Regions from separate parts of the Homo sapiens genome. Here all the other regions are linked to region 1. The links are chromatin loops, found by intact Hi-C in ENCODE. Cell type or tissue: gastrocnemius medialis. All regions are shown on one strand. Links, peaks and the distances in the headings refer to the core of each region. The heading gives the core; the rest is flanking DNA.

The links. Hi-C counts contacts between places; a loop is a spot of excess contacts. Peaks named below come from ENCODE experiments on the same cell type or tissue, not always from the same donor. Only the 100,000 strongest peaks of a DNase experiment are listed, where the experiment ranks them.
Region 2: it touches region 1 in a loop (18-fold over the local background); 5 of 110 quality-filtered maps call a loop at or near these places.
Region 3: a loop joins it to region 1, with 4 times the contacts of the local background. A loop is called at or near these places in 3 of 110 quality-filtered maps.
Region 4: it touches region 1 in a loop (7-fold over the local background); 10 of 110 quality-filtered maps call a loop at or near these places.

What each region holds. Positions count from the first base shown.
Region 1 is chr9:90,917,061-90,924,782 of GRCh38, forward strand. No RefSeq gene overlaps it. Among named protein-coding and RNA genes, the nearest start is that of LINC02957, 76 kb to the right of the region's middle. RefSeq lists a silencer at 4,274-4,436 and an enhancer at 7,125-7,174. In gastrocnemius medialis, for the core only: no CTCF peak of the experiment used is centred there; DNase peaks (open chromatin) are centred at 2,961 and 4,241; H3K4me3 peaks cover 883 bases; H3K27ac peaks cover 3,166 bases.
Region 2 is chr9:91,097,933-91,105,654 of GRCh38, forward strand. It overlaps LINC02937 (long intergenic non-protein coding RNA 2937), which reads right to left. Exons shown (of 6, transcript NR_184105.1): 3 at 6,765-7,450; 4 at 3,737-4,734; 5 at 490-616. Among named protein-coding and RNA genes, the nearest start is that of LINC00484, 17 kb to the right of the region's middle. In gastrocnemius medialis, for the core only: no CTCF peak of the experiment used is centred there; DNase peaks (open chromatin) are centred at 2,389, 3,119, 4,029, 4,457 and 1 weaker place; H3K27ac peaks cover 3,558 bases.
Region 3 is chr9:91,479,031-91,486,752 of GRCh38, forward strand. It overlaps a transcript of NFIL3 not described here. Among named protein-coding and RNA genes, the nearest start is that of NFIL3, 59 kb to the left of the region's middle. In gastrocnemius medialis, for the core only: no CTCF peak of the experiment used is centred there; DNase peaks (open chromatin) are centred at 4,177 and 4,500; H3K4me3 peaks cover 1,034 bases; H3K27ac peaks cover 1,576 bases.
Region 4 is chr9:91,068,086-91,075,807 of GRCh38, forward strand. It overlaps LOC100129316 (a long non-coding RNA gene), which reads right to left and starts at 7,047. Exons shown (of 4, transcript NR_033912.1): 1 at 5,441-7,047; 2 at 1,372-1,542. RefSeq lists an enhancer at 2,812-3,717. In gastrocnemius medialis, for the core only: no CTCF peak of the experiment used is centred there; a DNase peak (open chromatin) is centred at 3,436; H3K27ac peaks cover 3,468 bases.

The DNA.
Region 1 (7,722 bases), core at 1,853-6,852:
GTTTGGGTCACTGCACCAGGTAAAAACTCATAACCACCTGAGGGGCTTGCTGAAGGCAAAGGGAATACAGAATGCGTCGGTGGAATAAAGTGGTTATAGATACTTACTGTGGCCATGTGACCAGTTACAGAAACCAGGACTGTAACTGTTATGAGTACTTTCTCCCTGTTTTGTTAAGAATACATTTGTGTGTATGCAAAGTAAGCAAATATCTTTTTTTCTTTCCTCTCTTATTCCCTTATCCTGTAACACACAATACATTGACTTTATATGAATACTTAAGTATTGTCAATCTTACATTATAGTATTTAAATTATGAGATATCAAGGAGAAGAGTAAACATCACCGAAGGCCCTTGCCTTCTCTTGTGGGGAAGGGATTAGTGAGTTTTGGGTTGTATGCAAGATAGGCAGATAGCATGACATTGGTATTGTCTTTATTTGAAGATTAGCATAGTTTAAGAAGATGCCTTTTGGTGTTAAGTTGACAAGAAGTGGACTTATGATGGTTAATTTTATGTGTCAACTTGCCTGGGCTAAGGAATGCCCAGATAGCTGGTAAAACGTTGTTTCTGTGTGTGTCTGTTAGGGCATTTTGTGAAGAGATGAGCATTTCCATCAGTAGACTAAGAAGATCCACTCTCACCAATGTGGGTAGGCACCATCCAATCTGCTGAGGGCCTGGATAGAGCCAAAGGGCAGAAGAAGGGCAAATCCGCTCTCTCTGCTTGAGCTGATATATCCATCTTCTGCCCTCGGACACTGGTGCTTCTGGTTCTAGAGCCTTTGGATTCTAACTGGGACTCACACCATCAGCTCGTCCGGTTATCAGGCCTTTGGACTAAGACTGAGTTACACCACCAGCCTTCCTGGGTCTCCAACCTGCAGATGGCAGATCATGGGACTTCTCCACCTCCATAAACATATGAGCCAATTCCTATAATGTCTCACATATCTATATATGTCCTATTGGTTCTGATTCTAGAGCAGAAGACACACAACCTTCTAGATCTGTAGGGCTCCTTATGAATCATGAGATCCCCAGAACAGCTGCAAAATTAAACAAATTCAGCGAAACAAAAATTAGCTGTTTTGCAGATAATTACTGCTTTTACCTTTAACTTTCAGTTTTGTCATGATGTAGACATCACTGGAGACGCTGGAGCTGAAGTTCGGGCCACGGTTGTCAAAGGAGAGTAGGATAGGCTGGGGAGGGAGGCACAGCAAACCTTCATGGTCTCCATATTATACCCAGTGGATTTTCAGATGCTCCAGGAAGGTGGACTATGTCCATGGATTCCAGAGCACCTCAATTTGAGGATCTTTTAAAAATGCTTTTTTACTGTCTGTGTGAAACTGAGCAAGTTGCTCAACCTCTCTGAGCTTTGGTTTCCTCTTCTGCACAAGATATTGATGATGATAATAATAATACTGACCTTCTATAATATTTGCACATCACTTTGCCTCTATAAGTAATAACTCTTAGCAGCCACCATTTTTCCATGGCCTTTTGCAATGCGCAGGGTGTGAAATCTTCCTAGACAGAAGCCCGATATGGATTCTTCAGGACATGGGTTCTGTATAACCAAAGCACCCAGATATGTGAGGGTAGGACTTAGTGGCCAGATGACCTGAGCCTCCTACTGTGCCTTCCGTACCACCTGAGCCACAGTTACCGCATGTGCGTAGTTCACTGTGGGGGTATGAAACCAGCCATGTCACAGCCATCTGTGGCATGCACCTGTAATCCCAGCTATTCAGGAGGCTGAGGCAGGAGAATCGCTTGAACCCAAGAGGCAGAGGTTGCAGTCAGCCAAGATTGTGCCATTGCACTCCAGCCTGGGTGACAAAGCAACAGAGCGAGACTCCATCTCAAAAACAAACAAACAAACAAAAAGTCAGTGTTGATGACAGTTGATGACTGTCCTCCCTGCATAGGGTGCCCCTTCACTTGTAGCTATTTACCCTTCAGGAGTTGTGCTAGAAAGGCATGAGCTCTTTCTACCACGGAGGGCAGGCACTGCCCTGGGCCTGGAGTGTGGACTCCCACCTGGAACAGCCTCTGAGTGCCCAGCCCATGGTGACCCTGATTCTGGCAATGCCCTACAGTTACATGGCCCAGCCCAGGGGTCCCTGTGGATGGAGAGCCGTTTGCCACCCCCAGGTCCATCCTGGGAAGCCGGGGCTGTGTGAGTGTCCCTAGTACTTCAGCCTTGTTCTTATGTGATCTGCACGGAACCCGCTCCAGGCTTGCCATCACCCCCAGATGGCTGAGGACCACCTGTTCTCCTCAGCCAGGGCCAGGGCTGAGGTGAGAGAAGGGGACACTGGGGCGTAGCTTAAGGACACTCACTTGCCTCACCTGGCCTGGGCCTGCCATAGGGATCAACCCAGCCATGTGCTTTCTGCCCAGGAAGCCACACTGAGGAAAGAGACTGGAGGCAACCCAGCCTGGGTGCTCGTCCTTTGTTGCCCATACAATGGGCTTTCAGCTTCAGCCCTCTGTCGACCTCGCAGGGTGGGCTTAATGTGCTGTGCAGTAGGGTGAGACCCTCCGAGGCCGGAGTCTCTCCCCTGCCCCAAGACCATTTCAGCCTCTGCCGTGTTCTTGCATGGGTATTGTCAGTGGAAGAGAGAAAGCATTCCATGGTTGGTGACTTCTGGAAACCTCTGTGGACTTGCATTCCCTCCGTTGGAATGAAGCATCTTCAGGATGCACAGAATTTCGGCAGCACGGAAACCTGCTTGTGCTCATTTCTCCCGGCATGTCCTCCACGTCTTTGACTCCTCACAAGGCGGCTGTACAGGCACTTTCCCATGCCAGGCCTCACTGTTGGCCTGGCATGGGCTCCCACTCAGCCCGTGCTGTTCCAGCGAGTCCTTCCTGGGGCCTGAAACCTTAGCCCATGGCTCCTTCCCCACATAGTTTTCCCTCTTTCTATGGCTGACGACCTCTCCCTCGGGCCCCAGAACATGACGTCCCCACTACTTTGAGGCTGCCAAGCTCTCGGGAAACGGGTCGCTCTGTTCCTCTCTTGGGCCTCCCACAGCCCTGGAACAGTCTGGGTGCCCTGGGAGGGACCCAGCCAGCCTCTCCTTGCTGGCTGGACTGTGTCCAAGCATTGTGCTCCATGCATCCCCTCCTGGACAGCCTTGGCTGCCGTGCTCATCAGCGCTTCTACCAGGGCAGTAAAGGAGAAGGACAGCAGGCAGAGCTGCACTCTCTGCATTGGCCCCCAACTCCTAATGCCGGCATGAGTTGGCTTGGCCAAAATGAATTGTTTGGATGATTTTTCTGTATTTGAAGAGCCAAGGAAAAAGTTTCCATTTTGTGTCTGTGTGTGTGTCCGTATATACGTCTGCATGTATGTCTGCGTGTATGTCTGTATGTGTGTCTGTGTGTCTAAGTGTCCCTTTATGGGTCTGTGTGTGTATGTACATGTGTATGTCCATGTCTATGTGTATCTGCGTGTATCTGTGTGTCTGTATGTACATGTGTGTCTGTATGAGTCTGTGTGTCTGCATGTATCTGTGTCTGTGTGTCTATATATACATGTGTGTCTTATGAGTCTGTGTCTGCATGTATCTGTATCTGTGTGTCTGTGTGTCTTACATACATGTGTGTCTGTATGAGTCTGTGTATCTGTATGTATCTATGTGTCTGTATGCCCATGTGTATCTTATGAGTCTGTGTGTCTGCATGTGTCTGTGTGTCTGTGTGTCTGTATGTACATGTATGGCTGTATGAGTCTGTGTATCTATGTACCTGTGTGTCTGTGTGTCTGTATGTACATGTGTATCTGTATGAGTCTTTGTATCTGTATGTATCTGTGTGTCTGTTTATATGTACATGTGTGTCTGTATGAGTCTGTGTATCTGTGTGTATCTGGGTATCTGTGTGTCTGTGTGTACTTGTGTGTCTTATGAGTCTGTGTGTCTGCATGTATCTGTGTGTCTGTATGTACATGTGTGTCTTATGAGTCTGTGTGTCTGCATGTATCTGTATGTCTGTGTGTGTCTGCATGTGTTGTGTCTCAGCGCACAAACCCGCAGCACACAGAGCTGGCCCTGCCCATCCACTGACACAGGAAACCTGAGCCTCGAAAGCAGCCCATGGCGCACCTCAGTGCTGGTGCACTCACCCTCTTCAGCCTCCTGGTTCTTCCACGGAGCCCAGCTCTGGAGCAGCAGAGCTCAGGGACACTGTGTTCCTCCTGTCCTCACATGCTGCAGCCCACCACCTTGCCAAGCTGTGTCTGGGCACGTTTCTGGAACCTGGCTTGGCTCCAGCACTGGCCCTGCCAGCTCTGTGCAGACAAGCTCCCAGGAGACGCCCTGGGATTTCACAATGAGCCTCGTGTGCCCAGTCTACCCCTGCCCCCCAGCTGCTGTCCGCTGCACCTTCCTTTGGTTTCCAGACCAGGTCAAGACATGGGATGAGCCTGCTCAGAAGGGATGAGCCTGCTCAGAAGCCCTGGGCCACACACAAGCCCTGGCCAGCCACAGTCGGTGCCCTATGCTCAAAGAGCCACAGCGCTCTTGACCCAGCTCCACATTGCTGGCCGCAGGCACTTCATTTCTTGTAAATTAACCCTTCTTTCTCTCTGGAAACTTCAAAAACTTCTCTTTACCTTTGAAGTTCCAAAATAAATCTTTTTAAAATGCATTCTGCCATGCGTTGGTGGGCCCTTTTAAATAGGACTGGCTATCTGGTCTGCAGAACCTGGTGCTAAACTAAAATGTGGAAGTCCTGTTCAAAAAGCAAGAAAAAGGCATAACAATACTAAAATATACAGCTTTTTCCTCTCTTCCAGAGTCTCTTTCTTGATGTGCTGCATTTTTCATGTTATTTAATGTCATTCCAAGTTAAAATTTTAAAGTATTAGCATGAATTTTATCATTTGTGCAATGCTAGTTTTAAATGCAAATACAAAAGTGTTTAACTCACATGAGGAATCACTGAAATTATGGTTTGTGTTATGTGGCTCGAGCATGCATGTGTATTTCATTTCTACCATAACAGCGACAATGCTGCTGAAAAGTAGCTCAACTGTTTGTATTTTACTTCTTGCTACATGCACGTGCGCCAGCACCCTCTTATCTTCAGCTGACTAATGAGGGAGAAAGCACTGAAGGACAGGAACTCTGGGTTGCCCTGTCCTCATCTTTCCTCGTATGTCATCATTTTCAAAGTTCGTGGTTGTCGAATACTGGAAGTAGCCCAGGTAAGAAGGGATGGGATAGGATGCCTTCATTGTTCTGTTTCTTAGAAGGCCTTTGCCTTCTTTAGGCATTTGAAACAAGTTCTGGTTCCAACAGATCGTGTGTGGCTTTGTACGGCTTCCATATGCCCCTCCTTCTGTGGTAGAGCACGATTACCTTCTACTCGCCTTCAGTGTCGCTGAACTGCACCGGAATCCACTGGAATTCTGTATGCATGGGCCTTGGGAGCGTGAATGGAGCAGCAAGGAACGGGGACACATATATCACCTGTGTCTCTGCACATGCACACGGTTTGTGGCTCCGTCGGACTTCACTTACAAAACCCAAGTTCAAAGATCAAATTATGAAGCATTTCAAGATGGCAACAGATGAGAATCAGACAAGCATAGAGTCCTTCTGAGCTTAGAGCCTTACGTGACCACAAGGGCCACATATCCAGGAAGCTGGCCCTGCTTTTGAACTGGAAAAGTTCTGATCAATTTTCTTCTATCAGTTATTTAATTATTTTCCTCCCTCAAGTCTCTCTGTTCTCTCCTCCTGGAACTCCTAGTAAATACATAAAGAAACGTCTAGCTCCCGCTCGTGTCAATTGTCTCTTACTTGGATTTCTTTGTCCCCATGAATGACATTCTACAAGAACCCCTTGGTCTTTCAGTTCACTAATTTATTCTTCAATCACGTCTGTTTTGCTAGGTTTCATTAACAATCATCTTTTAAATTTCAAAGTTTTATAGTTCTTTTTTGTAACAGCCTCTTCTTGTTTCAAGGATAGTTTACATTCTCTAATCTTCTCAAACATGTTAAATATGATCACCTTTAAAACTTTAAACTGCTGTGTTTAGCTGTTTCCTTGAGCAGGGAGAGTTCCGTTTGTTGAAGTTGAATGCCACTGTTTCGTAGCATTCATTTTGCTGACATGTTTGACAGCTCTCATCTATCTGATTATCTTCCTCTTTGAGAATCCCTGACCAGTCATGTTTCTCCCTGCTCAAGTGAAATAAAGGCCTCAAATAGATCAGTGGTTTTCAACTCTTTTTAGCATAGATAAATGTTGTAAAATAAAATTTTATTTGTGGAAATACAGTGTGTAAATCCACAGTGGAAAGGCAATAATTGAGGCAGAGATGCCCTGCAACCCTAGAGGTGCCCGCTTGGACCCTTGGTGTTCCCTCTGCAGCCTCACCACACAGTGGGCCTTCTCTGTGATTGCTGGGCTGAGCGATCCTGGATCCTCACAGCCCATGTCTCAACAGTTAATGAACCAGGTGATCTGCACATGTATTTCAAGCTCCTGTATTATCCCTGATGAGGATATCTAGATTTGAACTTCTTTGAAATTCCTTCCTAAATATTTATTTTGTCATGTTTCTACATATGGAAGGGTCCTCATGGCAGATAGACTCACAGGGACTTACACACTACCACACTCTTTAATGGGAACAGACCTCCTATTACTGACTTCTTGACAAAGTCTTGAAAAAGAATGAAAATGAGGATGCAAGTCACCAGGGAAGGCAGAGGAATATTTCTTTTATTTAAGCGGACTTGCTGATTTCAAAAGAACCATTTCCAGAAAAGACTGGGCTAAGCTCCAATCTTGGCCTCCGTATATAATGCAAAAGTAGATGCTATAAACTAGTAAATTCATGGCATTCGATCATAAAAAAGAAGAAGAGATGCATTTTCTGTTAGACCCTGAGGCTGTACTTTCCCAACCGCTGTGTAGAGCAAACACCAGGTGGGGAGATGGCTTTGTGGACATGCAATCCAGTTTCTAATCCAGAAATAGGTCAGAGCACCAATGTGAAAATACCTGTTGTTTTTAAATAGGTCTGTGTGTCTCAGTGTGTGTGTGTGTGTGTGTGTGTGTGTGTGTGTGTTTTCCTTAAGGGCACTTGAGATGCCGCAAAGAAATGAGGAAGTGGAAGTTTTGAATTGGTTTTTCTTCTTTTGTCTAGGGATGATTTTTTTTTAAGAGTTTCTAAGAGGTAATTGAGTTTCTTCCTCAGGAACAGTCAGTTTTTCATGAATCAAATGTATCAGTAATAATTTTTTAAATGCTGGATTATAACTTTTGAAAGTTTGCAAGTTGGGAGCATATTTCCTTGGCTCTGCGACATTCCCTCCTCTTCCTGGGGTTCTCTCCTCCTAGGACCCTGGGACCAAGCACTGCCCTTCAGGTCTTTGATCTCTCTGATCTCATAAACTTTGCTCTCCTTGTCCTTTTGAATACCTTCTAGAAGAATCCCTGGATCCTCCTCGTCAAAAGTCCACATGCTCTTGGGGGTTACCATTGTTCCGGATAATCTGGAGTTTTCATGTTGAAAACAACCACCACCACACCAACACGTTTTTCTGTTGTCCTCTTGGCAACTTCAGAGCCCTGACACCGTAGGGAAAGCGCTTAGGGATCCCATCACAGTTCAAGGGCCAGGGCCGGTGGCCTCTGCCAAGTGCCAGGCCCTCTTATCCCTGAGTGAAGCACTCACATTCCCTAAGA
Region 2 (7,722 bases), core at 1,107-6,106, 180 kb after region 1:
ACTTTATATGAGATTTGAGCGTCCGTGGATTTTGGTATCTGCAGTGGGTACCAGAACCAGTCTCCCATGGATACTGAGAGATGACTGTACTTACCTTCTAAGGGAATTGGATTAAATGAGATTATCTATAGACAGCACTTAGAGAGCACCTGAGGGTACAGTAAGCATTCTATAAGTGTTTCTTTGAATTATTATGGTGCTTGCATCATTATTTCATACTCACTGTAGGGAGTTTCTCATCTGCCTCTCAAACTGTGTTCCACCTTATCTGTTCTGGTGGGTAGAAGGCAAAGCACCTGGCCCCGTTACAGTTATAGCTGAACCATGACCAATGAGTCTGAGCATTGGATGGCATGAACATCGGAGATCCTCTCCTGTGAATCTCAAGTGACCCTCCTTGCCCCTCCCCAACTCTCCCACTGCGGGATTTTCCCAGGACAGAATCTCAGAATGAGCTGGCTCTACAGGCACTCACAGATGCACCCTTACCTTGACCTGCAGGCCTGAAGCCGACCCAGCCCACAGGCAGCATTCCGAGCTGACACATCAAGAAGCTCCAGATGCCTCCCCGACCTTCACAAATGTGAAACAAGATGAAGGTGTTGACAGGGCTGGTCTGTAGAAATAGTATTTTGTTATTACTGAAATGTTAGAGTGTAAAATAGAATGTTCTGTTCCTCTCTAGCCACAATGTCCCATTGATTAGGGGTCCCCAGTCCCTGGACCATGAACCACTATCGGCCCATGGTTTGTTGGGGGCTGGGCCACACAGCAAGAGGTGAGTGGCGGGTGAGTGAGCATTACCGCATGAGCTCTGCCTCCTGTCAGATCAGTGGTGGCATTAGATTTTCATAGGAGCACAAACCCTACTGTGAACTGAGCATGAGCGGGATCTAGGTTGTGCACTCCTTATGAGAATCATCTAACTAATGCCTGATGATCTGAGGTGGAACAGTTTCATCCCAAAACCATTTCCCCTACCCCCATCCATGGAAAAACTGTTTTCCACAAAACCGGTCCCAGGCGCCAAAAAGGTTGGGGACCGCTGCTGTGGCACTGCCATTTCTCAAGCTACCTAGAAGCTAGTTTGAACAGTGTGTGTATTTAAAGTAAATTTCATTTGGGACATTTTATTACAGAAGCTTATTATCTCTTTTTAAAGGAATCTTTCTTCTCAGGATCTTAAGGCATCTTATATCCATTGAAAAGGCCTCCTGTACCATGACAGCTTCTTCAAAGGACACCCTAGATAATAGCACAGGAATCCCAGGGAGATGAAATACCCTGAGATCCACAGACTTCCCTGAGATGGGGAGTCCTGTTTCCTCCTCTACCAAGCTGCTAACCAGTGGCCAAGTCAGATTAAGCTGTATTTCCTCCCAACCCCCCCACCCCCAATCTGCAGTGGAGGAGGTTTTAAGCAGGCAGTGGTTAAATCCTGGAAGGAGAAATTAGAGGAAATGAAAAGACTCTCCCAACTTGGATGAGAAAGTGGTGGAGTGACAGGGTGGGCAAGACCCCAGCAAGCTGTCCGGGGCCAGGCCCATCCAGGAGTCCGGTGTGTTTCAGTGTCTGCCCAGGCCTCCTGTCTAGGAAGCTTTCCTGCCAGGTTCAGAAAATGAAGAACATAAACCACAGGACCCTATTTTATGGGTAGAAATAATGTCAATGAGGGCAAATGGAGAAGAGTGAGGCAACAGCCACATCCGTCCAGGAAGGATGCCTGGGACACAGGTGGTTCTGCCAAAGAGCCAGAAGGATGGAAGGAAATCTCAAAATTCAGATGAGAAGCCAGACAGTAGGAAAGCCAAAAAAGCACAATCTAATAATTTAGAAAATGAAAGAGGAGGAGGGCTGTTAAAGATATTCTCTGCTCCTTCGTAACATCTCAGCTCCTCTCTTCCTATGTAGAAATAAACGCTCACTGCAAAAGGCAATGATTTGCTTAGAAAAAATTCATTTAAAATGTCTTGCAATTATTGACACTGTCATCAGATCTTGGCAGTAGCAGCTTATTATTACCTCCTATGTATGTTTGCCGGGAGAAGAGTCTCATTGTTTAGGAGGGAGAAATAAAGCAAAAGTCCAAGGGTATTGTGCTTGAAATACATGCCTAGAGATATGGAGTTGATTGCCCCAGAAAAAAAAGGAAGCCTATGTGTATATTATTATTCACCTCGGTAGCCCGAATCCTCTATTTCTCTCTCTCTCTCTCTCTCTCTCTCTCTCTCTCTCTCTCTCATACAGTTGAGCTCAGCTGGGCAGCCATCCAAGTGATTCATATTAAATTCTAGCTATATTCAGCACAAAAGTCATCTAGCATCAGAGGATCAAAGTTACATCAACTAACAAGCACTGGGGGATTGATAAGCTGCTAAAATTAGGTCATTGCATAGCAGCAGCCTTTGATGGATGAAGTGAAATTTAGCCGCGGGTTTGCTATTTAAAGATCTGTTACAGCACCCTTTCCTGTAGCCACAATGAACACACAACAAAGTATCATGTGTCTGATTAAATGTTTAATCATCGCTGTTGAGCTTGCCGACTGTGGCAAAGATTCAGTTTCCTTAAGAGTGCATTCAGCTCTTGGGCCAAGCCAGTACCTGCATTTTAATTCCCACATCCAGAGCCTTACAACAGGGCCCATTTCTCCCTCCTCAGGATGAATTCTGTAAAGTTAGTTTAATCGTTTTTAAAAGCATTTGGTCACACAGTTCCACCTCTAAGTCCCTGTCAGTTCAGTGTTTCAAAACTCTTCGTCAGCGTCACACACACACACACACACACACACACACACACACACACACGGCTCCAGACTGCCCAGTGGATGCAGCAACTGGTCTGGTGAGCGCATTTCTGTTTCTTGCTCATTCCCTCAATTTCAGAATCACACACCTGTCCAAAATGGCTCACGTCTCTCTCTTCTTTGGGACTGTTTTTGTTTCCAGATGGGTTAAGGTGGGGATTTGACTTCATTTGGTTTAGGTTTTGGCTGTGGCTGAGGCCCCAGGCATGTGGCAGTCACCAGTTCTGATTTCATAACTCCCATGGCCAGGCCAGGAGCCACACAGGAAGCCGGAAGGGGCCTCGGGTCAGTGTGTCCTGTCCCAGCAGCACGGGGTGGGGGACTGTGTGCCCCCAGGTGTCCTATCCACCCCTCAGCTCCAAAGGGCATGTGGACATGCGTCAGGTCCCCTGAGGCCATCTACAAACACCAGATGGACTGTTGAGCTTCCCAGGCTCAGAACCTAAGAACCCGCAACTGGAAGGAAAAGGCAGCAGAAGATGAGAAAAACGGTCAGGGAGGAAAGAAAACACTTTAACCCAAACAAAGTTTAAAATAAAATAAAGAGTGGTGAACACTCAGCTGGGAGAGGAGAGGAGGCCTCTGTGGGCAAAGGGAAATGCTGCTGAGAGGCAGCTAAGCCTGAGTCTGGAAGACTGGAGGGAGGCAGCTCCAGGGTGAGCACCTGGAGTGCACAAGGCTCTGGAAGGGGAGGGCAAGGGGTATCACCCTCCCCAGAGCCCCAGGGAAGCCTGATTCATCAGTACACCCAGGAAGGGGCTGGCTGCAGCGATAGCCCCCTGCCCAGTTGTCCCAGATGAACCCTGGGCTTGGAAACAGTCCAGGGACACTGGCAGACTGAGAGCCACCGGAGAGGGTCACCCCGTCCCCCTCCTGCCTGTAGGGGCACACAGGTTTCCCACTAACCCTCAGTCCCAGTTGACCAATTACCAGATAAGAAGATTGGATCCTCCTATCCTTACAGACACAAGGACACAGGTGGGAATGGCTTTTCATATGCAAATTCCATGCCATTTGCTTCCTATTCCAGCCAAACAGTTGTGCAGAAGATAAAACGAATCAGGGAGTGCTCCAGGGAGTGCTCCCGGCTCTCAGGAGTACTGTAGGGAGTGGAGACAGGAAGGAAGCCATGACAGGGAAGGTGACAATATTGGCCCGGTGCTCTAGATGCAGTTCTGCAGGCGCTCACTGAAGAGACTGCTGGAGAAGGCAGGAGGATGTGCTCGCGGTTTCCTGTGATGTGGTGAGGGCAGGTGGAGCTTCAGCACCCAGAGGCTGGAGGGAGATCCTTAGGTGGCCCAGGTGACGCAGGAGCCTGGGCTTTCACTCAGATTCAGACCAGAGAGACAAAGTAGGAAACTTGATTTTAAACCTGGGAGTGGCTGAGTGCCTTGTTCTTGGCTATGTTTCAGTGTGATCTTACACATAGCTACCCAGCACATCTGTCTGTCTTCGTTTATGTTCCTTCAGAAGCCAACCCTAAAATAACATCCAAGGGCAGGCAGCAAATTTGGGAAGTTATCTCTGGGAGCACTGTAGGGAGTGGAGACAGGAAGAGAGACAGGACAGGGAAGGTGACAGTAAAACAGCTGCCCCATGGACAACTAGAGCCTAATCCCTCTTGGGAACTCCAGGTTCCAGTCCCATGAAGGAAGGTAGCTGGAGTGTGTGAGCCACTCCCATAGCCACTGGTGGAACACTGCTGGGTGCAGGTAGGGCATTACTTCTCTGGCATTCCAACCTGCTGAATCTTCAGGAAAATCAGGCTCTAATGGCCAGAAAAAGATGCTGGAGGGTGGCAGTTTACAGGCATGCACTTTCACAGTAGTAGGATGGGGCTAGGAGCTGAAGAGCATGTACACAGCACTTGCTACAACATCCAAGATTTTATTTTCAAGAGATGCTTTCTGAAAGCTTAGAGTTGAGCCCTATGTCATGGGAGATAGGAACAAAAAAACCTCATTAGAGTCACAAGTTGTTTTCAAGGTTAATTCAAAGGGTCACGTCTATTCATGTTCAAAATCCCAGCCATGTGTATCTTTACACACAGTAGATGCTCAGATCATCCACCTAGGTGATGAGATGTATCCCGGGCATGTGGGCACTTCAACCAGAGGCCTATCCTTGAGGCCAGTAAGTTACTGCACGTACATTACACCAGTATGATGCTGTCATTATTAATCACCTTCATCTATGTCATTTAAATTGTATCAGGATGGTGTTGTAGGTCATGTTGGCTGATTTTATTTTCCAAAGACAATGATGTTGGTATGAGCCATCCCACAAGCTCTCTGTATCGTGTGATGCTAACCTTCTCTCAAGAGGTGGGATCTATGTTCCCTCCTGTTATGAGCTGAATTGTATTCCCCCAAAATTCATATGTTGAAGCCCTAACCCCCAGTATCTCAGAATGTGACTGCCTTTGGAGACAGGGTCTCTAAAGAGATAAGTAAGGCTAAATATGGTCCTTAAGGTAGGCCCTAACCCAATATGACAGTGTCCTTATTACAAGAGGAGATTAGAACACAGACAGACACAGAGGGATGACCACATGAAGACACAGGGAGAAGACAGCATCCACAAGCCAAGGAGACAGGCTTCAGGAGAAACCAACCCTGTTGACACCTTTATCTCAGACTTCTACTCTCAAAACTGTAAGAAAATTAATTTCTGTTGTTTAAGCCATCCAGTCTATAGTACTTTGTCATGGCAGCCCTAGTACACTGCTGTACCTCTCCCTCGAGCCTGGGCAGAACTTTATAAGTATCTTAACTAACAGAATGCAGTGGGGATGATACTGTATAACTTCCAAAGCTAAATGGGGAGTTGTGGAAAAGCCATAGAGTTTACACCTGGTTTTCTGTCTCTCATGGATGCTTGCTGGAACCCCAGCTAGCTGACATCGAGTGACAGCACGGGGAAGAACTGAGGCCCCCAAGCCAACAGCCAGCTCCAATCACCAGACACATAACATGAGTAAGGCTAGAGGGTATGCAAGCCCCCAGCCTCAGTGTCTTTCAGTTGAATTCCCGTCTGAATTCCCAACCCACTGAATTCATGCACATAAAAAACAATTGTTGCATGCCACCATATTTTGGGGTAATTTATCATGGAGTCATGGTAACCAGAGTAGTCTTAGACAGCAAATAGTGCACACTTCAATTTTCCAATGAGAAAACTGAGATGAAGAAAAACTCAATGATCTTCCAAGGCCAAACAACTAGAAAGTGGCAAAATGAAAGGAATTTTGCTAGAATGAATAATTATGAAATGCAAATTACAAGGAAGGTAACACACTAAGCCACTGGGGGCACAAAGATGGCCTTGGGGAAAGCCCCCTTGCCTATGCAACTATGAGCCCACATGCCATGAGCCTTTTCTCCTAAGAACTATGTAAGTAGATCTGTTGGATAAGTTCCAGGAAGTGACATATTTCTTTTAAATTTTTTTTAGATAGTGTCTCATCTTCCCCCAAAGAGATGGCAATAATTTATACTCCACTCATAGCCTCTGTGAATGCCTGCTTCAGTAGAGAGTCGACAATATTATGGGTTGTAGGTGTCTTTCCTTTCTGATAATTGGAAAAGCTTTTCATTCTTTCACAAGTTTGTTTGTTTGTTTGTTTGTTTGTTTGTTTTGCGACGGAGTCTCTCTCTGTCGCCCAGGTTGGAGTGCAGTGGTGCAATCTCGGCTCACTGTAACCTCTACCTCCCAGGTTCAAGCGATTCCCCTGCCTCAGCCTCCCAGGTAGCTGGGATTACAGGCATGTGCCACCACACCTGGCTAATTTTTGTGTTTTTGGTAGAGATAGGGTTTCACCATGCTGGCCAGGCTGGTCATGAACTCCTGACCTCAAGTGATCCACCCGCCTCGGCCTCCCAAAGGGCTGGGATTACAGGTGTGAGTACAGATGGAAGGGGCCCTGGGATTGGAGGTGGGGAGGGAGGTTCATACTCACTGTAAACTCCATCCTACAGTTAGAACTTTTCATTTCCATGTTCAAGCATTTCTTCTCACACACAGAAAACCTACTTAATATAAAAGTGGGTTCTTATAAAAACAAAAGTTTGAGCATCCCTGCTGTACACCCTTAGGCTTTTGCACAAAAATGGGTTCAGGCTTCTTTCATCCAGATCTTGAACTAAGCAACCCATAAAAACACAGAGCTGTGCTCTGTGTCACCAGGTACATTAGAAACTTCAGTCCAACAACCAAAGATAAATGGAAGCAGTTTAGGTCTTTAATGCAGTCTAGGGATGACAGACAATGTTCCCATTCAGTACACCTAGAAAGAATACCTGAAAGAAATGTGACCTTACAGGTCCCTGACTGCTCAGCACCCCTCCCCTAAAACCTCTCTCCTCCTCCCTCCCCTCCAGCACCCTTCCCGGCCTGTCCAGGAAGAGCAACTCCCAACCCAGCTGAGCCAGCTTGTGCAGATCACATCTGCTTCTCTTGTCACCTGTCCTGGATTCTGGACAACAGAGGCGGGCCAAGAAGCAAGTGGAAATCCTGCCTTTTCTTGCAGCGGGGATCTCAGTAGACTGCAAACACTGACAAGTTATCTTTCACGCATGCCTCAGTTTCCTTCCAGCTTTTTGTGCTGTTCCTTCTACAGCAAGAATTGCTTTGCTGAATGCTCTCCTGGGGAAAATAATTTAATTGTTTCAATTGTGCCAATTATGTACTTAAGGGTCAATGTTTGTTTCCTATAACATAGCAGCTTAACTAATTAAAAAGATTAATCTTGGGTAGAAAAGAGCCTGTATTTACGCAAATTACATGAAGCAATGACTTGCACACAGGGACAAGAGTGTCCTGCCCTGCAAAGGCTTACTGAGGCTGCGTGGAGTCCAGGGTGCCCTAACTGTACATTACCACCCTCGGGGGCATCTAGAACCCAAGATGACCACAGC
Region 3 (7,722 bases), core at 1,887-6,886, 560 kb after region 1:
GGGCATCTGCCAGATGCCAGCCGGAGCTCTCCTGTATGAGGTGTCCGTCAACCCCTGCTGGGACGTGTCTCCCAGTTAGGAGGCACAGGGGTCAGGGGCCCACTTGAGGAGGCAGTCTGTCCCTTAGCAGAGCTTGAGCACTGTGCTGGGGGATCCACCACTCTCTTCAGAGCCAGCAGGCAAGAACGTTTAAGTCTGCTGAAGCTGTGCCCACAGCCACCCTTTCCCCCAGGTGCTCTGTCCCAGGGAGATGGGAGTTTTATCTGTAAGCCCCTGATTGGGGCTGCTGCCTTTCTTTCAGAGATGCCCTGCCCAGAGAGGAGGAATCTAGAGAGGCAGTCTTGCTACAGAGGCTTTGCCGAGCTGCGGTGGGCTCCAACCAGTCCGAACTTCTTGGTGACTTTGTTTACACTGTGAGGAGAAAACCGCCTACTCAAGCCTCAGTAATGGCAGATGCCCCTCCCGCCACCAAGCTCGAGCATCCCAGATCAACTTCAGACTGCTGTCCTGGTAGCGAGAATTTCAAGCCAGTGGATCTTAGCTTGCTGGGCTCTGTGGGGGTGGGATCCACTGAGCAAGACCCCTTGGCTCCCTGGCTTCAGCCCCCTTTCCAGGGGAGTGAACAGTTCTGTCTTGCTGGCGTTCCAGGCACCACTGAGGTATGAAAAGAAAAGAAAAAATCCTGCAGCTAGCTTAATGTCTGCCCAAATGGCCACCCAGTTTTGTGCTTGAAACCCAGGGCCCTAGTGGCGTAGGCACCCAAGGGAATCTCCTGGTCTGCGGGTTGCAAAGACCATGGGAAAAGCGTAGTATCTGGGCCAGAGTACACTGTCCCTCATGGCACAGTCCCTCACGGCTTCCCTTGGTTAGGGGAGGGAGTTCCCTGACCCCTTGCACTTCTCGGGTGAGGTGATGTCCCACCCTGCTTCGGCTCACCCTCTGTGAGCTGCACCCACTGTCTAACCAGTCCCAAAGAGATGAGCCGAGTACCTCAGTTGGAAATGCAGAAATCACCCACTCTCTGTGTTGATCTCGCTGGGAGCTGCAGACTGGAGCTGTTCCTATTTGGCCATCTTGCCAGCCACCTCCTGTATTTTGTTCTCATAATCTAATATTTTTTTTTTTTTTTTGAGACAGAGTTTCTCTCTGTCTCCCAGGCTGGAGTGCAGTGGTTTGATCTTGGCTCACTGCCTCTTCATTCTTTTTAAACAGTAAATGAATAGCCAGGAAAAAGTTCAGGAAGCACAAGAAGGAGAACATGGTCTACCAGATATTAAGTTATACTCTAAATTATAGTAGTTAAACCCGTGTGTGAGCTTACAGAACGAATCAAAGAGAGTAATGAAACCCAAGAGAGCATAAACATGAAACATAGAATATTCTACTAGTAGCATTCAAGTGCAGGGAAAGTTTGAACTGGTCAACTAAGGGTATTGAAACAACTGATTCTCTATTTAGAAAAAAATGTTAAATTCCTACCTCACAACATGCAGAATAATATATTCTAGATGAATTACGGAGCTAAATATAAAAAACAACAACAACAAAGACCTTAGAAAACACTAAAAAAAAGGAGAATAGATTGTATTTTAAAATTTGGCGATGGACTACGGGTTTTGAAGCAATAAAAGATACAGCAAGGAAATTTCAGGAGGTCTGACTACACAAAAATTGAAATCTATGGACCAAGAAGACCTCATAAATTAAGTCAAAATGCAGGCAACAAAATGGCTTGAGCTCCTAAAAAATTACTTCTCAATTAATTGTCCTGTGACATTAGCCTTCTTGAAAAGGTAGAGATTTGTAAATATGCATATCCATACATAATGCACCTTTAGAGGATCTGATAGGACTCAGAGTAAATAATACCCACAGTTACCCACAGGAAAGGATGGGACAGCTGACAGCGGAGCAGGGAAGGGCGCGCAGAGGGTGACCTTAAAAGATTTATTCTATGTCAACTTCATGTTATTGGAGTACTTCCTGACATCCACATTTCATTTCCTTTTTATTTGGTTAGTTTAAAATATTTCAGAAATAACGTGTTTTTAAAAGTTAAATAACACATAGGTGTGTAGAGTTAACATTGAAAGACTCCTTCAGCTAACAACGATTCTTAGCCCAATTCTACTCCCAAGGGATAATACATTTTGTGTGTAAATCCTTATAGACCTTATTCTTTCATTACAGAATTAATTTGAGATAATTTTTAAAAAGTATGTATACACATAGATAAAAAAATGGGAAAACACACGTAATTTCACTAGCATAAAACGTAGTTGGTTTTATTCATATCCCAAGTATTTTCTATGCACTTATAAAAATATAAATAGTTGGTGTCATAAGATACATATTGCCGTGTAACCTTATTTTTCACATCAAAATATGTATTTTGAGTCTCATTTCATGTAAATAGTTATAATTCTAGTATTGTATACAATCATAGTCATCTGCTTTTTGATGGCTGTGATTGTATACAATACTATAATTAAATTACACCCTTAATATTTCAATATTCGGGTTATTTCTATTTTAATGATAAACAGTGCTTGTAATTGATACTTTCTTGTATATATCACCATACTCTTTTCTAATTACTTTGCTTTTGATTTTGCGGTTAACGTTTTTTGTAAACAACACAAGAAATACCAATGATATTTGTATTTTAAAATATTATGGCAAAAACTATCATAAAAAAAGTCAAAGGACAAATGATCAACAGAGAAATATATGTGACAAATAAAGAGTTAACATCTATAACACAATAAAATGCTTGAAAAATAAAAAGATTTTAAAATCTCAGTGCGAAATAGTCATAAAATATTAATAGATAGTTTTGAAGAAAATAATTACTAACGATCAATAAACATATGAAAATATAATTAATTTGACTATTTGCCAGAAAAATGAAATTTTAAGAAATAGTAAGATAATTTCATGCAATCTATTTGCTTAAAAGTGAGAAAAAATGACACCTTGGTGCCGGAAAGGATTGGGGGAAAAGGCACTTGCATACTTTGCCCGTGGGAACAGGAATAACCGCAACTGTTTTGGAAAGTGATCCGGCAATATCCATTAAAAAGTTAAAATGCGCATACCCTTTGGCCCTACAATCTCATTTCTCAGAATCTACTCTATAAAAATAAAAGTATCTGTACTTGAGGATGTCTATTGCAACACTTTTTGGCCTGGCAAAAAACTACAAGAAGTGTGAAAGGCAATCTTCACAGAAATGTACACAGCATGAATCCAGTTTTATAAAACAGGAAATGGTTTTATAAAATATTATCAAAAACAGTGTTTGCCTCTGGTTATATGAATGTGGTGAAAGTTATGGCAAAGAGTACATCTGGCCTTTATCTTTGGGAGGCAGTAGTTTAATATAAAGAAGCCAGGGCTGGGTGATGATGATGATGATGATGATGATGATGATGGTGATTTTACTAGGAGTATAGATTACTGTCTAACCAAAAAAAATTTTTTTTTGGGACAGAGTTTTGCTCTTGTCGCCCAGGCTGGAGTGCAGTAGTGCGATCTTGGCTCACTATAATCTCTGCCTCCCGGGTTCAAGTGATTCTCTTGCCTCAGCCTCCCTAGTAGCTGGGATTACAGGCGCCCCCACCAACACGCCCGACTAATTTTTGTATTTTTAGTGCAGACGAGATTTTGCCATGTTGTTCAGGCTAGTCTTGAACTCTGTGACCTCAGGTGATCTGCCCATCTCAGCCTCCAAAGTGCTGGGATTACAGGTGTGAGCCACCATGCCCAGCCTCCTAACTGAACGTTTTAAAAAGAGACAAATAAGTTGGACTCTAGAGTATGGTGAAGAACTTCTGCACATGTATATAGGTAATGGGGCAGAAAGGACTGCGTCATCACCCGAAAGGCGCACATGTCAGCAGCAGAGTATGGGTCTATGCAGATAAGACCATCGACTGCCTATCCACATAAGGTTATGAAGCATGGGCTTCCACAACATCCCTGGCTAGAAGACTTGTTGCCCAACTTCCAGTTCCTGGTCTCTTCCCTTATCATCTCCCTCAACAGTCTGCTCAACAGTCTGCACCTGTTGAGTTCTCTCCCTGGTGGTGGGTTCCAAAGGCCATATAAGTCACCTTCAGAGCCCTTTCCATTGGCTGTGGGTGGAGAAGCTAGGAAGCTGCAGTCTTCCCTTCTCACCCCCTCCTTCTGTCCCTCCCGTCCTATGTTTCCTGGCCAGCCTGTGACAGCTTTGCTGGGATATGCTGTAATGTCCAGAGTTGGATCCAGCACCAGCAGGATGAAAATAGAATCTGGGAAACTAGCATAGTACTCACCCTGCTCAAAATCAGAAAGCCTGGAGAGGACAAGAGGACCGGGAAATACCCACATTTCTTCTGTCCCCAGCAGGAGTCTGGAGTTGCAGGAACCAGGAAAAGTCAGGGTACCAGGAACACACAGTCAGTTGAAATGAGGACACGAGGAACTGGCTTCTCTCTCTTTCCTGCCCCTCCTTGGAGCCCTGGTGCTGGCTGCTGCATTACTCAGCCATCTGCATGAGGGTTGCCTGGGTGGCGATCTCTGGAATCACAACATTCTGGGGTGACGTTCCCAACTAAAAATAATTCCTAAGCCTGGGCATTTGGCACTCTAGTGCAGATCCAAAGAGGCAACTCCTTCAGTCTCTGACCTTGAAATGAGATTCCCCCCAACCCACCCCCCACCCCCCCGCAAGAGCAAGAATGAGCAGCTCTTCGGCTCCTTCAGCCAGGGAGCAAACAAGAAGTGGCCTCTGAAAGATCCTAAAACCATCCTAACATAAAAATGCCCCCATTCTCTTTATGTGAACTGCGTGGCTAAAACTATCCTAACATAAAAATGCCCCCATTCTCTTTATGTGAGCTGCGTGGCCGGTCAGCCACTTTTCCTGGACTGTGTGGAGCAGGAAGCAGCTGCCCTTCTCACCAACCTCCCGCTTCTCACCTCATTCAATGCTTACAAGGAGGGACTCACTGGATTTGAATGAATGACAGGAGGGACTTTCATTCCAGTTGCCTTGCTGTTCAGTCTGGCACGTCACATGCCAGGTGGTACAGCAGAGTGACTTGGCAGGCTCTGGAAACACACTGCAGGAGGTTCGTGAGTTCATGTCCCGCTACAGACGTTGGGATTCAGGACACTTCTCTAGGCCTCAGTTTTCCCAACTGAAAATGAGGATAATGACCACTCATGAATGAGTTACCGCAGATGAAGCACTCAGCACTGAGATTTTCCAGAGGTATCAAGGGCCCTTCTTTTTTATTCCCTAGTGAAACACGTTGCCTGCTCCCTTATAAGAAAGTATCATTGAAAAGGGTTTTAAGATGCCTGACTTGAATCACATTCGTGAGATTCTACATGTGCACGGGGCTATCCTCTGCTGCTGGCATCACGATAGGTTGTTCACATTTATTATTTCTACTTTTCATAACAACCCAGCTGGCCAAAAGTACCACTATTTTTATGAGTGGTAAGCTGGAACTTAGCCCTGTTTAGGGCCCCCTGTTTTCCTCTACCCTGCTGCCTCCCGTGTTCCCCACCATGCTGAGGGTGTATGGGCATCCTGGATGTGCGTGATATGTAAGGCACGTGGTGCTGGTGAGACGTAGGCATTCCCGGGCGATGGTCTACAGCGCCTGCTTCACTCCCAAGTGTTTACTGATGCAGCTGGAAACAAGACAGAGGAAACTCCTCTCAGAGAGGCTACATCACAGTGGACATAGATGGACAGTAAACAATTAAATAAGTTAGATACACAGCATGCCAAGCCATGGTAAATGCATGGAGAAAATCAATCAGGGAGGCAAACGGGGAGTTCTGCATGGGCTGGGCTGGAAGAGGGATGATTTGTGAATTTTAAACAAGATGACCACTTCTGAATTCTTCTCTGAGGTAACCATAACCTACTGGTGAACTCTAAACAGTGTATGGGCTGTGAGAGGTGCTGGCCAGCGAATCTGAACTGGGGGCTCTGAGGGGAAAAGCAGTTTTGCAGCCATGACCTAGAGCCACACTCTTTCATATGGTTGCCACCAGCCATCTGTGGCTATTTAAAGTATTTAAAGTTACATAAAATTAAAATTTCAGTACTTTAGTCATACCCCTCAGTGGCCACATGTACTGGATGGTGCATGTCTGGAACATTCCATCCTTGTAGAACATTCTGCGGGACAGCGCCATTCTCAAGTAAAGACGTGGCATATGGCAGTCCGTGAGTGGGAGGCATGGCACTGTAGTTTTGGGATGTGGTGTAGGTTTGGTGATAATGGGGTCAAGGCAGTGATCTTGAAGGAAGCGGTTATAGCTCCAGGAGGTATGTGAAGCAGCTACCTTTGGCAAAACACTCATAATACAAAAGAGCACACAGATATACATCTTCAGGCAAAACTTTAATTCAGTCAACCTGACTTAAAATCACCATACTCCTTCCTTCTCCTCAGCTTCATCATCCCCATCACTACATTATCAATATCATCATACATCTGCCACCAACCTCCTTTGATTACTTTTTTTCCTGTGATAATGTATAATGCAACAGGATGGGTTTTGCTTGTAAGTATAAAATCAACAGGTTCTCTTAGGTTTAAAAAATTACACAAATGCCCAAACCCTTGTGGGCTTTAGGTAATTCTTTAGGTACTTCTCTCAATAATTAATCAGTAGAACTAATAGAAACTGATAGAAAATAAGCAACTCATGGAACAATTATCAGTTTCATAATAACCCAAGATAGTTCATTAAGAACTAGAAAAAAGGCTGTAGCATAATGTTCAAAAGTAAAATATTAGTAAATGTGATGCATGATACTTGGGTGGATCTTGTGTCAAAAGAAAAAAGTCAACTGTGAAAGATATTCTTAGGACAAAGAAAAAAATTTGAATATGGACCAAAGACGTAGACAATAGTATTGTGAGCTGGGCATGGTGGCGTATACCTGTAATCCCAGCACTTTGGGAGGTCAAAGTGGGATTGTTTGAGCCCAGGAGTTTGAAACCAGCCTGGGCAACATGGTGAAACCCCATCTCTACAAAAAATACAAAAATTAGCTGGGTGTGGTGGCATGTGCCTGTAATTCCAGCTACTTGGGAGGCTGTGTTGAGAGTCCAGGAGTTCAAGGCTACATAAGCCATGATCTCACCACTGCACTCCAGTCTGGATGACAGAGTGATACCTGTGTAAAAAAATAATAATAATTAGTATTCTATCAATGTTAATTTCCTGAGTGTGATAATTATATAATTATCTCATTTAATAGGAGAGAAATGCTAAAGCATTCAAGGGTTCAGTGTCATGATGCTTGTAATTAACTCTCAGATGCTTCCTCAAAAAAAAAATCACATATATGTATATATAATACAAATATGGCAAAACAGTAACAATTGGTAAATCTAGGTAAGGATATGTAGACGTCCACTTGATTATTTTTTGCAAGTTTTCTGTATGTTGAGTATTTAATAAGTTGGAGAGAAACTAAAGGATTTTTTAAAAATGAAGTAATATGAGAAACTCTCTACTACAGTTACCATGTTTATAAGCCTTTCAGAAGAACTAGTAGATAAATAGTTTATTTTACATATTTGAATTACCACTGAAAATTTTTTTCTCCCTTTCAAAACATTGGTCCCAGCTTATTAAAAGGATTACGCTTTGCACTTGAATTTAAAGCCAAATTTCTCCAAGCGCTTTTGCATAAAGATTTGTTAA
Region 4 (7,722 bases), core at 1,220-6,219, 150 kb after region 1:
TTTATCTTTTATACCATATTTTTACTGTGCCTTATCTACGTTTAGATAGATTTAGATACACAAATACCACTGTGTCTGGTTGCCTGCAGTACTCAGTACAGTCCCATGCTGTACAGGTTTATGGCCTAAAAGCAATGGGCTGAACCCTATAGCCTGGGTTCATAGCAGGTTCTACCATCAAGGTTTGTGTGAGTGTATTACAGGATGCTTGCACTATGACAAAATTGCCTAACAATGCATTTCTCAGGACGTATATCTGTTGTGAAGCAATGCACAACTGTATTTTCTGACTACTGTTCTTGCCTGCTGATAAGTGAGAACCAAGTGCATAAACTCTAAGAGTCCCTTTGGCATTCTTGGTTTAACCTGTGTATTAGTCAGGGAAACAGAACCAATAGGGTGTGGGGGTAGGGGCAGTGGTGAGAGCGAAAAACAGAGAGAGTCAGGCAAGCCTCAAGATCGGTGGGGCTAACGGGCAAGCTGGACCCCGGGGCAGCCAATGGTGTCAGTTACTGTCTGAAGGCCACGGGCTTGAGACCCAGGGAGAGCTAGTTTTCCATTCATGTCCAAAAGCAACAAAAAAACCAGTGTCCCAGCCGGCTCGGTGGCTCATGCCTGTAATCCCAGCACTTTGGGAGGCCGAGGCAGGCAGATCACCTGAGGTCAGCAGTTTGAGACCAGCCCGACCAACATGGGGAAACCCCATCTCTACTTAAAAATACAACATTAGCCAGGTGTGGTGGTGCATGCCTGTAATCCCAGCTAGTCAGGAGGCTGAGACAGGAGAATTGCTTGAACCTGGGAGGCAGAGGTTGCAGTGAGCCGAGATTGTGCCATTGCATGAACCTGGGAGGCGGAGGTTGCAGTGAGCCGAAATTACGCCATTGCACTCCAGCCTGGGCAACAAGAGTGAAACTCCCTCTCAAAAAAAAACAAAAAAACAATGTCCCAAACCAAAGGCCATAAGATGGGAAGAATTTTCCTTTCATCAAGGGAAGGGCTGCCTTTTTATTTTATTCAGGCCTTGAATGGATTGGCTGAGGCCCACCCACATTAGGAAGAGCCTGCTTTCCTCAGTCCACTGATGCAAATGTTAATCTCATCCAAAATAATGTTTGACCACATATCTGGGCACCCCATTGCCAAGTCAAGTTGACACATAAAATTAACCATCACCTCTTGTAATTTAATAGAATTCATTTCCTTGATAATCCTGTGCTCTGGTTTTCTATTGCTGAGTGACACCAGCACCCCCTCCAAAAACAAACAAACAAACAAAAAGAAAACAAAATAAAAACAAATTTAATGGCCTAGAGCAACCACTTTCTTTTGCTGACAGTTTTGTGGATCAGGAGATTGAGGGAGACTCACCTGGGAAGCTTGATTCTGACTACACAGCATCCCCTGCATATTCCTCTCCACTCAGTCTGCTGCCTCCTTGGTGCTCCTTGGTCTTCCTCTGAACATGGTACCTCATTACACGGGCCTTGGCCTTCCCACAGTGTGGTGGTCTTAGGCGGTCATGCTTCTTACACAAGCCTGCTTCTCACAAAGAGGGAAGAGGTGCTGGGACGGTCAAGAGCTACATTCAGAGCTGCTACACCATCACTCCCTCCATATTCTATTGGTCCAGGGATTCTCAGGGCTTCCTGAATTCCAGGAGGTAGAGAAATGGACTTGGTGGGGGAGTGACAAGTTCAGATGAGAGAAAAGCATGTGGCCTGGGGGACACCATCACACTACCTTTAGAAAGTACAATACACCCATCCCATGTGTTTTATTGTATTAGTCTGTTCTCACGCTGCTATAAAGAAATACCTGAGATTGTAATTTACAAAGAAAAGAGGCTTAATAGGCTTACAGTTCTTTAGGCTGTACAGGCTTCTGCTTCTGGGGAGGCCTCAGGAAACTTATAACCATGGCAGAAGGCAAAGAAGAAGCAGGCATGTCACATGGCCAGAGCAGGAGGAAAAGAGAGAGAGAAGGAGATGCTATGCGCTTTTAAACAACCAGATCTCATGAGAACTCACTCACGATCATGAGAACAGCAAGAGGGAAATCCACCTCAATGATCCAATCACCTTCCACCAAGCCCCTCCTCCAACACTGGGGATGAAAATTCCACATGAGATTTGAGGGGTGGGTGGGGGCACACATCCAAACTATATCATTTATTTTATTTATTTCATATATTAGAAACATCATTCTGATCAGGCATCCATAAGGTTCACCACGCTGCCAGAGGGGTGCACGGCACAGGCAGTGAGAACCCAGCATCAAGTAATGGCTTTATTCCTCTGGAGGGTTGGAGAGAACCAGCTCAACTGTTTATTGCATGGAACTCAACAGTATTTGAACTGTAGCCTGGCAGATCTATCAACATGCTTACTGTCCTAAATTCATCACAAGGACTTCAAACACATTCTATCTATATTTATTTATTTATTTATTTATTTTTGAGACAGAGTCTCACTCTGTCGCCAGGCTGGAGTGCAGTGGCACCGTCTCAGCTCACTGCAACCTCCGCCTCCCAGGTTCAAGAAGTTCTCCTGTCTCAGCCCCCGGAGTAGCTGGGACTACAGGCACAGGCCATCATGCCCAGCTAATTATTATTATTATTTTTTTTTTTTTTTTAGTAGAGACGGAGTTTCACCATGTTGCCCAGGCTGGTCTCGAACTCCTGAGCTCAGGCAATCTGCCCACCTTGGCCTCCCAAAGTGCTAGGATTACAGGTGTGAGCCACCGCACCCGGCCTGCATTCTCTTTAAAAATCTCAGTAAAGGCTGGGTGCGGTGGCTCACGCCTATAATCCCGGCACTTTGAGAGGCCAAGGAGGGAGGATCATTTGATGTCAGGAGTTCAAGACCAACCTGGTCAATATGGCAAAACCCTTTTTCTACTAAAAATACAAAAATTAGCCGGGCATGGTGGTGGGTGCCTCTAATCCCAGCTACACGGGAGGCTGAGGCAGGGGAATGGCTAGAACCTGGGAGGCGGAGGTTGCAGTGAGCTGAGATTGTGCCAGTGCACTCCAGCCTGGGTAACAGAGCTAGGCATTATCTCAAGAAAAAAAAAAATCTCAGTCAAGGGTAAGCTGCAAATAGGGGCGGCCTACACCTCTGCGGTCACATTTCACCCTGACCTCTCCCATTTCCGAGTTGCCAACATGCTCTCTGCACTGCCACACCCATCTTGTGGTCAGGCCTGAGGCCCTCTTATGGGAATGAGGGTGACAAACTCTCCCTGACAGAGAGGCAGGGACCCCAACAGGGGCACCACCCCATGGCTTGCTCACAGAGTTATAAATTGTAAGTCACGGCCAGCACTGGGAAGCTGCCTCCCCTCTGGCCCTGGCCGGCACCCTTGAGCACACCGGAAGCTGCTGGCATCTGAGCTGTCCCTTGCTGCGGATGCGTCTGCAGACACATGACACTTGGCTCAGAGTTCCCTGGGCCTCTGCAGACAAGAGCGGCCTGAGATTACCATGAGATAGGAGGACACCTGCTCTACTCGCACTTCCAGGGAACGCAGCACGGCAAGCTCCTGTCATTTTCCAGACTTTGAGAAAAGGATGTTCACTTGCTTCCCAGCTTCTTGCTTCATCAGACAATTGACTCAGAAAGAAAAATGCTCATTGGATTTCTCACCTCCTCTGTCAGTGCTGCGTAAACAGATCAGAAAAGGCAGAGGGATGTGGGGTCCGGCCTCCTTGATGAGAGAGTGAGTCACCAGCTTGTGGGGGGTGATCGATAGTGCAGAAATTAGTCATGAAATCTGAATGAAAACAAAAGAGCTGATCCCATCCTGTGGCTCGTGGTACCACAGAGACAGTCAATGAAAACAGCCTTGAACACAGGCAGATGCAGAGATCAACTCCACAGAGCTCAGAGAGCGGCTCACCTCCCTATCCCAAGTTCAAAATCCCAGCATCCTTATCGAGGAAAAGTCCCTCGCAGCAGGGAGGAGAGAAGAGAAGCAGAGGGAGGGAGGGAGAGAGTGAGGGAGGAGAGGGGCCTGACACTCAGGCTGAGTCTGGGACACCTTGCAGCAGCGTGGCCAGCCTTCCCTTCCACTGGACCTCGGTGGCCAAGGGCTACTCCCAGTCCCTTCCACATGCCCCTGGCCGAGCACTCAGGTCACTTTTAGTTTGCCTGCAGAAAAAGGCAGTCAGAGGACAAACGGCCTTTGACCCCCCCACTCTCCTGGTGCTGGAAAGGAGGCAGCGCCCAGCAAATGGGACTCTCCCTGGAGCCATAAGGACTAGGAGGGCTGGCATTTGGCTGAGTAGCCAGGGTATTTTTATCCACTCTGTACAATCTGATTTTTTTAGTTGGCATACTTTCAGACAGAATTTTCCTATTAAAATGTGCTAAAATTATGCCTGAAGAGAAAGCCCATTGTATACAGATAACTCCCCACAAAAGGCCCTCTGATTGCACAGGCCCCACGTGACTCCAAAAAGCACTGGGGTCGGCCGGGCGTGGTGGCTCACGCCTGTAATCCCAGCACTTTGGGAGGCCAAGCAGGGTGGATCACCTGAGGTCGGGAGTTCAAGACCAGCCTGACCAACAGGGAGAAACCCCGTCTCTACTAAAAATACAAAATTAGCTGGGCATGGTGGCGCATGCCTGTAATCCCAGCTGCTTGGGAGGCTGAGGCAAGAGAATCACTTGAACTTGGGAGGCAGAGGTTGCAGTGAGCCGAGATTGCCTGATTGTACTCCGGCCTGGGCAACAAGAGCGAAACCCCGTCTCAAAAAAAAAAAAAAAATCAGAGGTCTAGCCCAGCAGGACATGTATGGCCAGCTCTCCCTGCAGGGTGAGAGGGACTTTGGAGAAAGGAGGACCAGAAGGAGAGCAGCCCTTCCCATCTTCTCTTCCCCTGGGCCAGGAGAGTGCTTTGGGATGAGGGACGTCCCACACCACAGACTGCAACCCAGCGCTTTGAAAGAAGTTTAAAGAAAATGTTAGGGTTTGGACAAGGCCCAGCTGGGCAAGAGATTCTTGTTTTCTAACCAGGAGAATACACTTGCTGCTAAAACATACAGAGGAAGAGATTAACATAGTAACGAAGCAAAGCAAGGAGGAGAAACAAAACCGTCTGTACTCAACAAGAGGGTGCCCCGCCCAGCCTCAGCTCCTCTAGCCAACAGGAGAGCTGCCACCCAGGTAACCCGGTTCTTGGGTTCACCCAGGTAACAGGCTGTTCTCGGGTTCGCCCAGGTAACAGGGTTCTCGGGTTCACCCAGGTAACAGGCTGTTCTCAGGTTCACCCAGGTAACAGGTTTCTCAGTTTCACTCAGGTAACAGGGCTGTTCTAAGGTTCACCCAGGTAACGGGCTGTTCACGGGTTCGCCCAGGTAACAGGGCTGTTCTAAGATTCACCCAGGTGACAGGCTGTTCTCAGGTTCACCTGTATAATAGGGCTGTTCCCAGCTTACCTTGGTAACAGAACTAACCTCAGGTTCATCCAAGTAACAGGCTGTTCTGGTGCTCACCCAGGTAATAGGGCTGTTCTTAGGTTCATCCAGGTAACAGCTGTTCTTGTGCTCACCTGGGTAACAGGGATGCCCTGCTAATGCCAGGGAGGAAAGCCAGACTCTTGGGTAGAAAGAATCTGATAGCAGCCTGGCTCTCTTTGCCTCTGTTAAGCATCACTGTGTTCAATCTCCATTTTTAGAACTCCACATTAAAAGGTCAAGTGCCTTCTAAAGTATTTATTTTCTCTCCAGTGTTTGTGCCCTGATTGAAATGACAGCACCATGCTGCTTCCCTCGCACCCACATCAAGCTTGATCCACTTGGCACAGGTTATTTTTTACCCGAATGGCCAAAGAAGCCTGAAATTCACAGCATTTGGGGTTCTGTTTTTTCTTAATCTGGCTGTAACCCTGACTCCTAGAGCCACAAAAACACGTGGCCACTCAGAAAAAGCACAGGTGTCCTTCCTCCCATGGCCAGATTGGTGGAATGCACCTGCCAAGTCTTCACCCCCATGGGCTTTACCTCTGAACATATGATCTTGCTAAAGTAAACCCAGCTCTGCCCACCTGTAGGACCCCACCATCCCAGAGGTGGCCTTCCGGAGCCCTGCCTGAGGGCTTGCAGAAAGCTCACGGCGTGGATGTCTGGATTGCTGGCAGGCCTTCTCCCTGATCTGGCTGTGTCTTGTCGCCTCTTGCTCTGGGCTTCCTGGCCAGTCACTGTGTCACAGAACTCCATGAACTTCTCTCCCGCTGTAGCTCTCCAGAACAGCCCAAGGCGTGGCCACACTTCACCTTGGATTCCCCACAACAGAGAATATCAGGCTCCAGTGTTCCAGGTCCAGCTTCCCAGGGGCTCCTGGGAACCAGGCAAGAAATCACAACTCTGAGGAGAAAGCCAAACCCTGTTTATCAAAGATCCCTGTGTCCTTGTCTATTGGCCAGGCCCCAGGACTGGTGTCCCCTCTCCAGAGTCCAGGCCTCCTTTCTCCAGGGGCCTCATTTCCAGAGCAGGCAGGGTACAGGCACTGTTGGATTCACCCGCACAGCTCTGAGAGTGGGCTTGGCCCATTTGCGGAACCCCGAACCAGGGATGCCAAGGTTCTGTGCACTCCAGGCTGCTCAACCCCAAACTCCAGAAGCAGGTGAAAAGAGAATGTGGCTGGAACGCTCTTCTAGCAAGGTCCTCGAGTTCTTGGACCAGAAAGACAAAACCCTTCTCCCATGGGAAAAACAGACTTCTAACCCTAGAGCACACAAAACCAACTCGCACCATTAAGCCCAGCCATTCACATTCTTTTTCGCAACTCTCCACCTTCCCAAGGGCAAAGCAAAGCCTTCTTTCCAAGACAAGTCCCATCTCTCACCCCAAAAGAAGAGCAGGGGTAGTTGACGGTGAAAACTCATAACAGATAAGTGAAGAACTTCGTCCTCACATCAGCCCTGGGGGCAGAATTCCCGGCCCAGCACAGAGCCCATCCGGGTAGGAGGGACAGCGGCCTGCGTGACGTGGTTGTCAGAGACAGCCTCGTGCTTCCATATCGCCACCCGCAGAGCACAACAGTTCAGTCTGCGATTTCAACTCCAGACCGTATTGACAGAAGCAAAGAAAACAACAGCTAAAACCAGAAGGTCTCACCAGGGAGCCTATGTTAAAAATAAAAATAAATAAAATACTTGGAACATTCTTTTCTGCAGGAACATCTACTCCCTTTTCTACTTAATCCTGGCCTCCTTTCTTCTCTCCCTCTTTTCCTAATGAGCCCCTCTGGCTGCTGCCCAGCGTGGTGGCTCCTCCTCCCCCCATGCCCACTGCTACTGTGTCCTGGGCCTGCCCTGGGACCGCCCAACCCTGTCGAGTGCACCCTGCCTGCAGTACCCTCTGGGCCCTACCCAGTGGCCACCACCGCTAAGATGATCAGGCAAGTTGGGAATGACAAGTATGCTGTGCCTGGTGTCTTACGGAAGACTGCAAAACCCAAAACAAGCGCTCTCCTTGCCCAGGAGGGTTACTCTCTTCTCCTAAAGAGTTTGCTCTCCCACTCTCCGGAGCAACCATTGCACAAAGCCTCTGTCCTCAGCCTCACAGCGCCCCCCCCACCACCACCCACAAGCTGCCCTTCAGGGAGAAAACCAAAGCCAGCAGGCAGTGGCTGTCTTGTCCATCATCGGCCCCCAACCCCTGACTTCTGGGCTTCCATGCACCAGGCACCTCTGGACACAGTGAAGCAGAGCAGCCCT